Regions from separate parts of the Homo sapiens genome. Here region 1 is linked to region 2. Evidence: chromatin contacts called from ENCODE Hi-C data. All regions are on one chromosome and are shown on one strand. The core of a region is the stretch at or near the end of the contact, and the rest is flanking DNA. Distances in the headings are between cores, read along the strand shown.

What was found. Hi-C counts contacts between places; a loop is a spot of excess contacts on that map. Pooled maps may share reads with other maps.
Region 1: a loop to region 2 is called in a pooled map, with 2.3 times the contacts of the local background. The contact joins the enhancer-like site here to the promoter of TBPL2 in region 2. A Hi-C loop is called at or near these places in 2 of 168 maps with a recorded cell type or tissue (HCT116 and PC-3) and 3 of 50 pooled maps.

What each region holds. Positions count from the first base shown.
Region 1 is chr14:55,845,417-55,852,198 of GRCh38, reverse strand. No RefSeq gene overlaps it. Among named protein-coding and RNA genes, the nearest start is that of LINC00520, 52 kb to the right of the region's middle. Within about 2 kb of position 4,995, at least 3 of the 41 ENCODE cell types and tissues checked have a DNase peak (open chromatin) inside an H3K27ac peak, as active enhancers do.
Region 2 is chr14:55,439,220-55,446,888 of GRCh38, reverse strand. TBPL2 (TATA-box binding protein like 2) reads left to right here and starts at 6,273. Exons shown (of 7, transcript NM_199047.3): 1 at 6,273-6,493. The coding sequence starts at 6,440. It also overlaps a transcript of FBXO34 not described here. RefSeq lists an enhancer at 544-633.

The sequences.
Region 1 (6,782 bases), core at 3,746-6,245, 410 kb before region 2:
CCCAGAGACACTCAGCTATTTCAGTCCTCTTACTCTCCTGCCATCATGCTATCATGAGGGCAGTGGGCCAACAAGCCTAGCATGCCTCCAAAGGGAACTGGTTGAGGAGGGGAACCATGTCAGAGAAAATCTGTAATCGTTGCTGCCCCACTGTCTATTTGGTTTCATGCAATTAATGAGTGAATTGATTTTATGTTATTAATAACATAATACTGTCACAGTTATTTTCTCTTGGCCTCAAATTGCTCGTGGAACCTTAGAGGAGACCATAGTTTAGCCTGTAACATACTCAACTAATGAAACCAACAGCAATACAAGACTTATGAGAGTAAGAACATACTATTTTAAATATGTTGGTGGTGTGGGCTGGCTTGGCTTTAAGAAATGCTGAGACCACTATGGTGGACAAACTCAAAACTGGGACAGAAATTTCCTCATGCAGACAGGGTCCACATAGTGATGATGAGGGGGAATAAAGGCTACAGCTTTCTGGGTATCTAGTGCCCTTTAGATAACCAAAGGATTATCCCTTCAGGTTGCAGATTAAATCCAGGCATCACCCACGGTGGACATTCACACTGATAGAATGCAAAGCTATGCTCAATCACTGGGCAGTTCTAACCCTGTGAAGGCTTCAGTATTCACAGCTGAGCAGGGGCACAGCAGGAAGGAACTGACAGAGGCTAAGAACACAGTGCCAGGACACAGGGCTACAGGAACCAGAAAAGAGTGGATACTGGCAATGAATGCAAGCTTCCTGGGCAATCCTGCTGACTCCAGAGATTTCTTTTTGTCCCTCACCCTTCAGCCACAGTTAAGCTCTAATAAGAATATGTTCTTACTAAGCGGATTTGGAGTTACTTTATTTTGAGAGCTGGGTGGATTTTTTTACCAAATTGAAAGTAGGCATTCTTATTTTATCATAAAAAATACACACATACACGCATGCACACACACACACACACACACATACTGGCAACATCCTAGAAATAGACCAGAATACACTCTAACTTAGGGTAAAGGAATAGAGCAGGAATCCATCATACAATCAAATCTTTTGACCCACAAACCCCATCAAGATATTTCCCTAATCTCATGAGAATGCCTCCAGAGGCACGCCCGTGATGGCATGCACACAATTATGAGTCACAAGCAGTCTGCATAATTATGAACATAAACATGCAACCCAAGATTAAACACATCCCACACATCAGGACAACCCTAAAAACAGCTGGATATCCTCCACTGGCTTCAAAGCTATCAGAGTGTGTCCTCCGAGGCACCACACTACTCATGCTCAGGAAGTTCTGCATGTTCTTAGGGATCTCACCATGACATCAAGCTCCATCCCTAACTGAGTGGGGCGAAGAACAACTCTTCCAGTTTGCAGAAGCTGCTAGACTGGAACATGCAGATCTCACATATTCCTTCTTGAGGAAGGAGCTCCCAACTCTCAACTGCCAGTAGGGTTATTTCTCATATTGCATTTGAGGTTGGTTGACTTATGGTTCTTTCTTGATAAATGCATGTATTTGAAAATGACATCCCAAAAGCTTTTTTCCCCTCCCTGGCAATCTCTTGATGGCTACTCATCTCCAAGAGTATTTGTCCATTTCTCTCTCACACAAACTGACACTCTACTGGGAGACACAGAAAAACTGTTTTCTCATGGCCATATATAAGCTTATCACATAGGTCACATTTGTGTCCTTAGAGTTTTCCCAGTTTCATTCATCATTTTAGTGTGTGAGGGGTAACTCGTCCAACTTTTCCTGGACTTTTGACACAGCTGAAAGATGTGACAGTGGGAAATGAGCAGCAGAGAAAACTTTGAGAAACATAGTTCATCTACACAAACACTGTTTATTGACCCTAGGAAGACAGAAACAATCACGGAGACCAGGAGCTGAAGATGGAGACTCACAGACATAGCAATGACTAAAACCTAAGGAGAAACCAGGCACAGTAGTCCCAGCTACTGAAGGGGCTAAGGCAGGATAATCACTTGAGTCCAGGAGCTCAGAGCTACAGTGCACTTAGGATCACACCTGTGAATAGCCACTGCACTCCAGCCTGGGCAACATAGCAAGACCCTGTTTTAAAAGGAGAAGAAAAAGGCTTAGAGGGCAGAGTGGAAATCAGGACAAGTGTGCTATGCTGACCATGGTCCTGAGAAATATTTGCCTACTGGAGCCTAGATGCTTCTCCTAATCCTGAGGTATTGGTGACTTTCATACAACTCTCTTCGGGACATCTCAACTAGGTGAGGAAGGAGGTGGTGGTAGGAGAGGAGGCAAGGGTGAGATAGATGGACAGTCGCTCTTGGAGAGGCATCATTTCCCTGACTACCAGGGACAAAAAGAAAAGATTTTCTGAATGACATCTTCGATGAGTTGTAATTACCAAAAAAGAAACCACTAACAACAGTTAAAAATCAAATCTTTGAAAGAAGCTAAGAAATTTTGTGCTGTAAGATACAGTACTGTACAAGTGAAGACATAAACAAATAACTGTAATCAGGTGATGAGCAGAATATCAACCAGGTAGAATTGAAGTGTCATTGTGAGTTGAGTCATAACAACATTCTCCTCTCACTCCTCAACATTATCTCCTTGAGAGACCTCATCCATTCTCATGGCTTCAATATCATCCAATGCTTATGACCCCAACTTTATATTTTTACCTATGATCTCTCCTTTGAGCTCCAGAACTTAGTATCCAACCACCTTACTTTCCATCTCTACTTGGATGATTCATAGATGGGAATCCCCCTATCAAAATGCCAATGGGAGATACCAATTGGCAGTACGGAAAATAATGCTTTAATTGGATATTTAAATACAATATCAGAAAGTGGAAACATTCAGAGCAAAGGAAAAAGAATCCTAACTGGATAGGAAACTTGGACATAAGACATGGTAGGCTTACTATAAGAAGACAGTGAATGATGAGAACAAACCTCAAACAGGGGTATTTCCTGCTGATGGAAACTGCAAATAAGGGCAGTTCTTTTCTGAATAGCCTACAGAAGGAATTATTGGCTAGGCATCTGTCTTCTCAGTTATGTCTGCACCCATGAATAGAAACATTGTCATCTAATCATAATAAATAAAATTCTCAATCTGGAAACTCCAAGTCTGAAGGAAACTCACATACACTTTTTTTTGAGACAAGGTCTTGCTCTGTCACCCAGGCTAGAATGCAGTGGCATGATCTTGGCTCACTGCAACCTCAGCCTCCAAGGCTCAATCGATCCTCCCACCTCAGCCCCCCAAGTAGCTGGGACTACAGGTACACACCACTATGTCCGGCTAATTTTTTTATTTTTTGTAGGAATAGGGTTTTCACCATGTTCGCCAGGCTTGGATACTTATAAATCAGGAAAAGCTATGATGAAGTCATCAGGGTTGAGAGCCCCCACATTCTAGAATCAAGGCTTGAAGGATGATGTCTTAGAGAAAGTAAAAATGTTACTTTACACAGTGTGTAATAAACTTATGGAATTCTTAGTTCTAGAAGTAACAGAGGCCAAAAACATAAATCAGGTTGAGAATTATTTGGATCCTTCCCTTGGTGGAGGCACCCTAGCAGATTAGCAAGGGAGTTTTATTTTGGGGGAATATAACTAATTTTGTAAGGCTGAAGCTCTGGAGAGATTTGTAAATGCCATCTTGGTGCCCCTTCTGTTTAAGTTCATCTCCCAGAGAAGCCAGGACCCCTCAAACCTCAGATCAATGTAGAAGTGAAACAAGACTGCTTAGAGATTACAGAAGATGGAGCTGATAGAGATTGAATGTCAACATCTGGGACTAAAATCAGAACCAAGACAACCTAAACACCATGGATGCAGTCACAGAATGACATATAGTGGCAAAAAGACAGAACGTGCAAATTCAGAAGAGAGGAAGGAGATAGAGACTGGAGAGATGTCATCTTGGGGGCAAAGACTTGAGCATGGGTGAGGAGCAGGCTATTACAGGCACAAAGCCATTGTACATCCCTTAGAAATAAGCCTGCCAATGGACCAGTGACCATTTCATGTACCCTTTGGACTTTGCAACATAAAATACAACACGTACCCACATTATAAACGCATCTAGGAACATGCTCTCATGCAAAAAGTGGGGCATGAGAGGACACACACATACACATACATTCCATAAAGTTTTTATTAGCACCAAAAGCCAAGAAAGGAAGAGGGAAAGGATCCTCTGAACGAAGCACTGCACAGTTTTTCCCAATATGTCATGCACATGAGAATTTAATGAGTCACAAATTCCAGTGGGTATTTTCCCCTCAATTTTCCAGTTTGTTCTATTTTGCAAATATTTGTACTCAAATGATAATGTGACTTTTGTCATACAGCCACACTGACTCCCTCATGAAGAGCTTTATTTAGAGTCAGAAGACATCTGCTAAATTGAGATTTACAAAGAACTTATTAAACACAAACATAAATAGATGGGCTCTGAATATTATATTCTGAGCATTCACTTCCTTATGTACTTGCAAATTATACACCAGCATGCAAAGCATCTCAAAAGAGCAATGCATAAAATCTCCTTAGAATCTCTTTCTTCTGAGCACCTTGGAGATGTTCTCTCATCTGAAGCCATTAATTAGGAAGGTTAAACACTGCCTTCCTGGTTTGCAGCCTTTGTCTCCACAGGCTATTGATGCAGAACGTGGGAAAAGACTAAGTAAGTACTTCTGAGGATTATGACAATTGATGATTGACATCAAGGATCCATAATAGAGACACAGATTTCAATCAAGTCTGACAGTGGATGGGACATGCTACAGTACAAGCCAAAATCCTTGAGAACATCATATTCCTGGGGAGCAGACTGTTTTATGATTTTCAGGCTCATAAGTGAGTCAGAATTGGACTCACTGCTTCACTTGTGAAACCGTTACTTGGCACTGTCACAGTGACAAACCAATGGCCTAAAATGCAATTAGCTATTATGCATCCTTGTTAAGCAACAGCCTGGTCGCCCCTGGCACTACATGTGAGCTGCAGTTAATGTGGCATGCCTAGCTAACAGGCAGGTCCCAGTTTGAATGAGATAAGGAACTCACTTCAAACAAGGCATTTCTTTGCAGACTCCAAAAACTATTTTTTTAAAAAAACATACTTTCTGCCAAATTAAAGAGAAGTTTTACAACATAATACAAATGCAGTGTTGAAGAGGTTCTGGGATCCCTCTGGAATTGTGTAATATTTTAGTAATATTTATCATTTATCTCCTGTAGTTAGGAAGATAGAAAGGGTCAGAAAAGTACAACATATAAATTAGTTTCTGTGGCCTTTGATAAAAAAAACTGTTTGCATTACATCATTTTAGTGGCTCTTGAATTGTGATTGAGGACATTATTGTCTCTCCAAGACCGACCACATCTCCTTAGGGAGTAAAGCCATTATATGGAAAACCTTGTATCCCTTGCCCTTCCCTTCTAAATTTAAATCCCACCAAGAGGAAAAACATCAGTTTTACCGTCTATCTGCAAATGCATGACCAATACCATAATAATGACAATGACCAAGTCCTCATTGCACAAGATTGCTCTAGTAATTCAGAGCAGCCAGAGTCTCAAACCCAAATGAAAGAAGGGTCCAGTGGTCCCACTCCTACCTCACCCAGCTGGTGTCCAATCATACACAGTAAAAGCTTAGTAATTTCCCAAATGCGCAGCAACGGAACACAAATTTCCTCCCAAAATAAATGCCTCTGAGATAGTAGGTCCTGATCATTGGAAACTTTGGTTGTCAGTGTGGGATATGCGTGTTTGCGGCCTCTTGTGGATTGAGTGCATGAACAGCCCTAATTAATGGCCTCCTTAAATTCAGGCTTTTCATCCTGTAACTGTGCAGGCCCCACCCACTCTGACTCTGGGCCATGTGACCTCCTTTGACCAATGGGACAGTAGCAAATCTGACACATTAAAAAGCTCTTCAAAATGTGTGAGTCTTCCTGTTTCCTCCATTGTTTCTCTGTGACTGTCACGAGAACCCAGGGAAGCTAGCCTGCCAAAGGGATGTGTGGGCGTGAGACATGGGCATGTGACAGGTCCATGGAGGAGATCAAAGCAATCCTAGCTGTGGCCCTCAATGAAGCAGCCTTTGATATGGACATAAGGCAGGGAAATACTACGTAGAAAAGGGTGGGGTCCCTGGCAAACCTGGATCCTCAGCCCTAAATGAGAACTTCACACATCCCTGTTTTTCCATCAGAATGTTGGTTTTCCAAAACCACCCCTGCCAGCCCCACCCCCACCCTGTACTCATAAAAACCCCAAGTTCCACTAGCAGGAGAGCAGAGCAGGGCAGCAGAGAAGGAGAGAAGAAAAGCAGCAGCTGGATGTCAGATAAAAGCAGCTTGACTTCAGAGGAATGGCCTGACAGCAGGATTTTGGAGAAGAGTTCAGCCAAGGATGGCAGAACTCCAGGGGAAGATTATCTTCCCACTCCATCCCCCTTCCAGCTCCCCTTCCCACTGAGAGCCACTTCCACTGCTCAATAAAATCTTCTGCATACACCACCCTTCAATTCATTCATGTGACCTGATTCTTCCTGGACGCTGGACAAGAACTCAGGTACCAAGAGGGCAGGGTGTAAAAGGCTGGCACCCTGACCCTCCACTCAGTTGGGTGACACTTAGCCATTTGTGGATAGCAAATGCTAAAACAGCACTGATTGTAACACATGCCCTCTGAAGCTGCAGGGGTCACAGACACCCTCTTCCAGACAGCAGAGCTAAAAGAGCATTGTAACACACTTG
Region 2 (7,669 bases), core at 5,024-7,523:
GTGCAGTGCTCAAATCCACCTCCCTATTCTTGTGTATAAAATCACTGTCTGGAAACTGACAGCTCCATGTAGAGATCAATCACACCCAATGTCCATGGCTTCTAAAAGAAAGAGAAGGCTGCATTTAGCAAATATTGCCACCATTAAAAAAAAGTTCTCTCCCAACATGGCTTCTAGAAACCTAATCTCATTTATGCAAATTCTTTTCCGTTTTTTCCTGGGCAGCGAAATTGCCCCTCACATTTAACAACCATCAAGATAGTGTGAATGTGGATTACTCTACAAGCACTTTCCGTTTAGCTCCTATAAATAGGACCTCCTTGTATAAAATAGCACATATATTCACATTGACTGATACAGTAACTAATCTTATTTATTTTTGGAAGTACCCTCTGGTCTTCTGCCATGGAGAAGTAGCTACCCTTTTTTTCTTTAACATTTAGGGAATGCATGCTCCCCCCCCTTTTTTTTTTCCTCTCTCCCCTCAAAGCTGTTTGTTTTCTCCCCAAACCAGAAGGTATTCCCCTCATGGAGATGAAAGTGCGCCCCCTAGTGAACAATGTTTCTCAACATCCCTCCAACACTGAATTTCCATCTTCATTATTCTTGCCAGAGAATCCCAGGCCCCAGTGGTGACGTGACTGCATTTGAGAGGTTGAGGTTCAGTGCCCAGGGCTTAGGAGCTTTTCAAGGGACAGTAAAATTGTTTGAGAGCTAAGAAAGTCTGTTGACTCCAAACATTTTTTTCTATTCCAAAACTGAAATTAGTGAATTTGATTAAATGTCTATAAAATATCAACTAATCATAAGCAATTCAACTCTTAAATTGTTACATATAAATTATATTTAATGTAGAATGTAGGTTCATTTTTAAATTGTCTATGAAGAGGCCAGGCATTGTGGCTCACGCCTATAATCCCAGCACTTTGGGAGGCCAAGGTTGGGGGGGGATTGCTTGAGCCCAGAAGTTCAAGACTAGCCAGGGCAACATAGCAAGACCCTCAGCTCTACAAAAATTTTTGTTTTAATTTCCAGCTAATTTTTTAAAATTTTGTGTAGAGATGGGAGTTTTCACCTGTAGACAGGTGTGTGGTACACACCTGCAGTCATAACTAATACTTAGGAGGCTGAGGTGGGAGGATTACTTGAGCCTGGGAGGTTGAGGCTGCAGTGAGCCATGACCACACCACTGCACTCCAGCCTGGAGTGTCTCAAATATATATTATATGTATATATGTGTGTGTATATATATATATATATATATATATATATATATATATATTTTTTTTTTTTTTTCTGTGAGGAGGGACAGGTCCTCTTAAAATACGAGTAAAAGCCATATTTTCCATAGAATTGACCTCTGTTCAAGACTCTTCATGACCATGAATATGCACTCCTGTCTTAACATTATTCTTTTAAAGATTCTAATAACAATACTTCATACTTGCAAAGTGCTTAGTAAAAGTTTACGTATGGCCACAGCACAGTGACTCACGTCTATAATCCCAGCACTTTGGGAGGCCAAGGCAGGTGGATTGCTTGAGCCCAGAAATTCAAGACCAGCCTGAGCAACAAGGCAAAACCCCATCTCTACAAAAAAATACAAAAAATTAGCTGGGTGTGGTGGCGCAAGCCTAGAGGCCCAACTACTTGGGAGGCTGAGCGGGGAGGATCACCTGAGCCTGGGATGTCAAAGCTGCAGTGAACTGTGATTGTGCCACTGCACTCCAGCATGAGCAACAGAGTGAGACCTTATATCAAAAAAAAAAAAAAAGTTAACATATGCTTCTATTTAAGGCATTTAATCTTTACAACAGTAAATTGAGAAAGAAAAGAATGAATTGGATATAGTAGTTTTTCGGTTTTCTTCTTTTTTTGCCAAAGTATAAAATATTATAAATTCTGAAGCCAAAAAAAAAAAAAAGTCAGAATCAAAACAGATAACCACCACAGTTCAAAAGAAAACAAACTAATTTGAAATGGTCTATGTAAGCCTTTGGTAAGGGACAATACATAGCAAATGACTCCATAGTCAGACACTCTGGGACGAGTTACTCAACCTCTCTGTGCCTCAGTATCCTCAACTGTAACGTGGGGACAAAAAGAGTATTTATCTCACCAGGTCTTCGAGACATTTAAATGAGTTCATATATGTGAAACACTTAGAATAGCGTGTGGTACATAGTAAGAGCTGAATAAATGCTAGCAATTAACTGTTAGTCAATCAAACCATAGCAATCTTTGATTCCCAGAAAAGAATAGCTTAAGATTTTGGGCTGGGCGCAGTGGCTCACACCTGTAATCTCAACACTTTGGGAGGCCGAGGCAGACAGATCACCTGAGGTCAGGAGTTTGAGACCAGCCTGGCCAACATGGTGAAACCCCATCTATACTTAAAAAAAAAAGTGCAAAAGTTAGCTGGGCGAGGTAGCACGAGCCTGTAATCCCAGCTACTCCAGAGGCTAAGACGGGAAAATTGCTTGGACCCGGGAGGCAGAGACTGCAGTGAGCTGAGATCGCACCACTGCACTCCCCGCCTGAGTGACAGTGCAAGACCCTATCTCAAAAAATAATTTAAAAAAAAACAAGATCTTGTATAAATCTCAAACAACTAAAACACTCACAAAACAATCACTAATATTATATTTTGAAACATTTTACCTGGAAACAATCTCAAACTTACAAAAAGTTACAGGAATAAAAATAAGGAACGTTGGTACACCTTTTACCCAAATGAGCTTATTACCATTTTATTCCTCTATTATTTGCATGGCACATCACTGCAAATTTGTGTCTCTACTTATTATAATTTTGATGTATTTGTTTTCTCTTGTAAAGTAACAAATTACCACAAATTTAGCAATTAAACGCCAACTTACAAGCTCGCAGTTCTAAGACATCTGAGTATAGCATAGCCAGCTTCTTTGTTCAGGATCTTTACAAAGCTAAAACCAACGTATTGGCCATGCTAAACTCCTTTCTGGAAGCTCTGGGAAGAATCCACTTTCAAGCCAATTCATGATTGATGGCAGTCATAGGACTGAGGTCCCCATTTCCTTGCTGGCTGTCAAATGTGGGCCACTCTAAGCTCCTTGAGGTACCCACATTCCTTCCAATATGATTTTTATTTTTTTAATTATTACTTTAAATATTATTATTATTTTTTGAGACAAAGTCTCACTCTGTTGCCCAGGCTAGAGTACAGTGGCGCAATCATGTTTCACTGCAACCTTAACCTCCTGGGCTCAAGTGATCCTCCTGCCTCAGCCTCCCAGGTAGCTAGGACTACAGGTGCATGCCACCACATCTGGCTAATTTTTTAAAAATTTTTTGTAGAGATGAGGTCTCACTATGTTGCCCATGCTGGTCTCAAACTCCTGGACTCAAGCAATCCTACTGCCTTGGCCTCCCAAAGTGCTGGGATTACAGGAGTGAGCCACCATGCTCTGCCCACATTCTTTCCAATATTTGGCCCCATTTATCTTCAAAGCCAGCAATGAAAAATCTCCCTCATGGCAAATCCTTCTCAGATTTTGACTCTCTCTCCCAAAGAAGAGCCAGTTCCTTCTAAAGGCTCACCTGATTAGGTTAGGCTTACCGAAGAAAAGCCTGGATACTCTTTCTCAAAGTCAAATGATTTGGGACCTTAATTACATCTGTAAAGTGCGGCATAGCAGCACTTAGATTGGTATTTGAATAACTGGGAGAAGGTGTGTATATACTAGGGATAGGAATTTAGGGGGCATCTCACCGTTCTGCCTACCACATATGATGAGAGACTTTATAAGTCTATGTGTAAGACTGGTAGGGCTGCCACAACAAAATACTACAGTCTGTGGTGGCTTAAACAACAGAAATTTATTTTCTTACAGTTCTGGAGGCTGGAAGTCCAAGATCAAGGTGTCAGCAGGGCTGGTTTCTCTTGAGGCCGCTCTCTTTCATTCGCAGATGGCTGCCTTCTCACTGCATCCTCACCTGGCCTTCTCTGTGTGAACATCCCTGGTGTCTCTGTGTGTCCAGATTTCATCTTCTTGTGAGGACAACAGTCAGATCAAATCAGGGCTTCAACATATAAATTTTGGGGGGAAACAATTCAGTCTATAACAGTCTAATAACAAAATTAAGAGCTAATATTTGAGCTACTAGGCAGGTACTGTGCTAAAAAAATGTGTAGGTTATCTCAACACAAACCTTTAAATTAAATACCATCGTAAGCAATTATATGAAATTCCAATCTCATCAAAATGTTTCCTTTATTCTTAATTAGAAATTCTGTAAGACTTGTTGTGATTTGATTCTTAGAATGAGCTGTCTCTACTATAATGTGCTTCCTATGCTACGTTCTAAGGTCAGTTTCCTTCATCCATCCAGTTTTACTGAGCAGATAAGCTTGGTACAGAGACATTAAAATTAGTTATCAAAATTCTTGCTCTCAGAGAGCAAAATCTAGTAAAAAAGATGTATTTTATGTCTGCCTCTGTACATTTTTTTTTTTTTTTTGAGACAGAGTCTCATTCTGTTGCCCAGGGTGGAGTGCAGTGACATGATCTGGGCTCATTGCAACCTCGGCCTCCCAGGTTCAAGAAATTCTCCTGCCTCGGCCTCCTGAGTAGCTGGGATTACAGGCGCACACTACCATGCCCAGCTAATTTTTGTATTTTAGGTATAGATGGGGTTTCACCATGTTGGCCAGGCTGGTCTTGAACTCCTGACCTCAGGTGATCCACCTGCCTCAGCCTCCCAAAGTTCTGGGATTACAGACATGACCCACCACACCCGGGAATCTGTACATTTTTACGTATCTTACATAAAAAGTGTCAATTATAGGCCAGACACGGTGGCTCGTGCCTGTCATTCCAGCACTTTGGGAGGCCAAGGCAGGTGGATCACCTGAGGCCAGGAGATTGAGACCAGCCTGGCCAACAAGGTGAAAACTCGTCTCTACTAAAAATACAAAAATTAGCTGGGCATGGTGGCAGGCACCTGTAATCCCAGCTACTCGGGAGACTGAGGCACAAGAATTGCTGGAACCTGGGAGGCGGAGGTTGCAGTGAGCCAAGATCTGCACTCCAGCCTGGGTGACAGAGCAGACTCTGTCTCAAAAAAAGAAAAGAAAAGAAAAAAGGTATCAATTATGTTTATAAAGTTGTTCTACACAGTTAAGCTCTTATGCAGGCACTGAAAATTAAAATAATGATTTCAGGAAAGAGAAACCCTCTCTGAATGTTTTGCGTTATTTTCGTGAGATTTCCTCAACCCTAACTGTGCAGCAACACACTGTTTTGTATGTGGCTTTAGACGGAACGCTCAGTGACTGGAGAAAAACCACGTGGGATTTGATGGTGAGAAGTAATGATAATGTAAAAATACTACACCTGACTAGGTAAGGTGACTCATTCCACTCACTCTGCTCAAGAGAAAAAAAACATCCCTGGCGGAATGCAGTGGCTCATGCCTGTAATCCCAGCATTTTGGGAGTCTGAGGCAGGAGGATGGCTTGAGACCAAGAGTCCAGGACCAGCCTAGGTAACATACCGAGACCTTGTCACTACTAAAAATAAAAATTATAAAAATAAAATTAGCCAGGCGTGGTGGCACCCGCCTGTAATTCCAACTGCTAGGGAGGCTGAGGCAGGAGCTTGAGTCCAGGAGGTCGAGGCTGCAGTGAGCTATGGTCGCCTGTCACCGCACTCCAGCCTTGGCGACAGGGTGGAAACCTAGTATTTAAGTTTCTTAGAAAAACGGCTGGGTGCAGTGGCTCACGCCTGTAATCCCAGCACTTTGGGAGGCCGAGGCGGGTGGATCACCTGAGGTCAGGAGTTTCAGACCAGCCTGACCAACAAGGTGAAACCAGTCTCTACTAAAAATACAAAAATTAGCAGGTCATGGTGGTGCGTACCTGTAATCACAGCTACTTGGGAGGCTGAGGCAGGAGAATAGCTTGAACCCGGGAGGCGGAGGTTGCAGTGAGCCAAGATGGCACTGGGCGAAAGAGTGGGATTCCATCTCAACAACAACAACAAAAAATCCCTTTTTTTTTCTCACTTTCCATGCACTTGCACCGAGAATTTCTCTCCTGGGAGCAAAGACCACATTGCGAGTATCGAAGGAAATCAAATCTGCAGGCCCAGGCCCTTCCCAGCTGCGGGCAGAGTGGGGTGACTGCCCCCAGGCGAGACGCCCCTCTCCGGCCCACCCCTAGCCCATCTCCGCTTCCCAGCGCCCATGGGCCGGTAGCTGGGTTCCGCATCCCGCTCCAAGCCCATCGCCCAACGCTTCTCTCGCGCCCTCTGCAGGAACCTGGGCCGAGGGCCGCCCCGCCTCGCTGCCCCCAGGCTCATAAATGGCCTCTGCGCCCTGGCCGGAGCGGGTTCCGAGGCTGCTCGCTCCGCGCTTACCCTCTTACCCGCCCCCACCCCCAACAGTGGGATTACGGTCCATGGAGCAGGAGGAGACCTACCTGGAGCTCTACCTGGACCAGTGCGCCGCTCAGGTGAGGCTGCCGCCACTGTCCCAGAGTCAGGACCCAAGTCCCGCCCGGTCCTGTGCCAAGGGCTTTGCCTTCGTTCCTCTTAAAACTCATAGCGACCATAAGAGGCGGGCTTGGTTTCCCAAGTCATTAAGTTGAAGGTTAGAAGCTTCGAAAAGTGAAATAATTTGACCAAGGTTGCCAAACAGAGCTCGAACTTCATCTAGCACGAATCCAGAACCGTTCACTCAGTTACCAGATTACATGGCCCTTCCCAGGTTGTTCTGGTTTTTGATTGATTGATTGATTGATTGATTGATTTTTCTCTGAGATGGAGTCTCGCCCAGGCTGGAGTGCAGTGGCGCGATCTCAGCTCACTGCAACCTCCGCCTCCTGGGTTCAAGCGATTCTCGTGCCTCAGCCTCCCGTGTAGCTGGGATTTCAGGCACACGCACCACACCTGGCTAATTTTTTTTTTTTTTTTTTTTTGAGACAGAGTCTCGCTCTGTCACCCAGGCTGGAGTGCAGTGGCGCGATCTCGGCTCACTGCAAGCTCTGCCTCCCAGGTTCACGCCATTCTCCTACCTCAGCCTCCCGAGTAGCTGGGACTACAGGAGCCCGCCACTACGCCCGGCTAATTTTTTTGTATTTTTAGTAGAGACAGTGTTTCACCGTGTTAGCCAGGATGGTCTCGATCTCCTGACCTCGTGATCCACCCGCCTTGGCCTCCCAAAGTGCTGGGATTACAGGCGTGAGCCACCATGCCCGGCTAATTTTTGTATTTTTTAGTAGAGACGGGGGGGGGTTTGCTTTTCTCCCCAGGCTGGTGTTGAACTCTTGACCTCAAGTCATCCCACCCACCTTGGCCTCCCGAAGTGCTGGGATTTCAGGCGTGAGCCACCACTCCTGGCCCCCCGCCTGGTTCTAAAGGACATGCACAGAGAGTGCATTGTGCTAGCTGTAGTGACTTCAGGTTCCCACGGGTTTCTGCTTTGACAGGGGAAACAGAGAGCCCCTGTCCCCTGCAGCATGGATGCCAGTACTAGGCCTCCCTCTAGAAGTCAAGTCTCTGGTGGAGCTGGTGGTTGCAGGGTTTGCCAAATGTCAACTAGAAACACCTGTGGCTTTTTTTTTTTTTTTTAAAGTTAATTACTCTTAAGACTTAAAAATCCTTAGCATTGGGCAGGGTGAGGTGGCTCA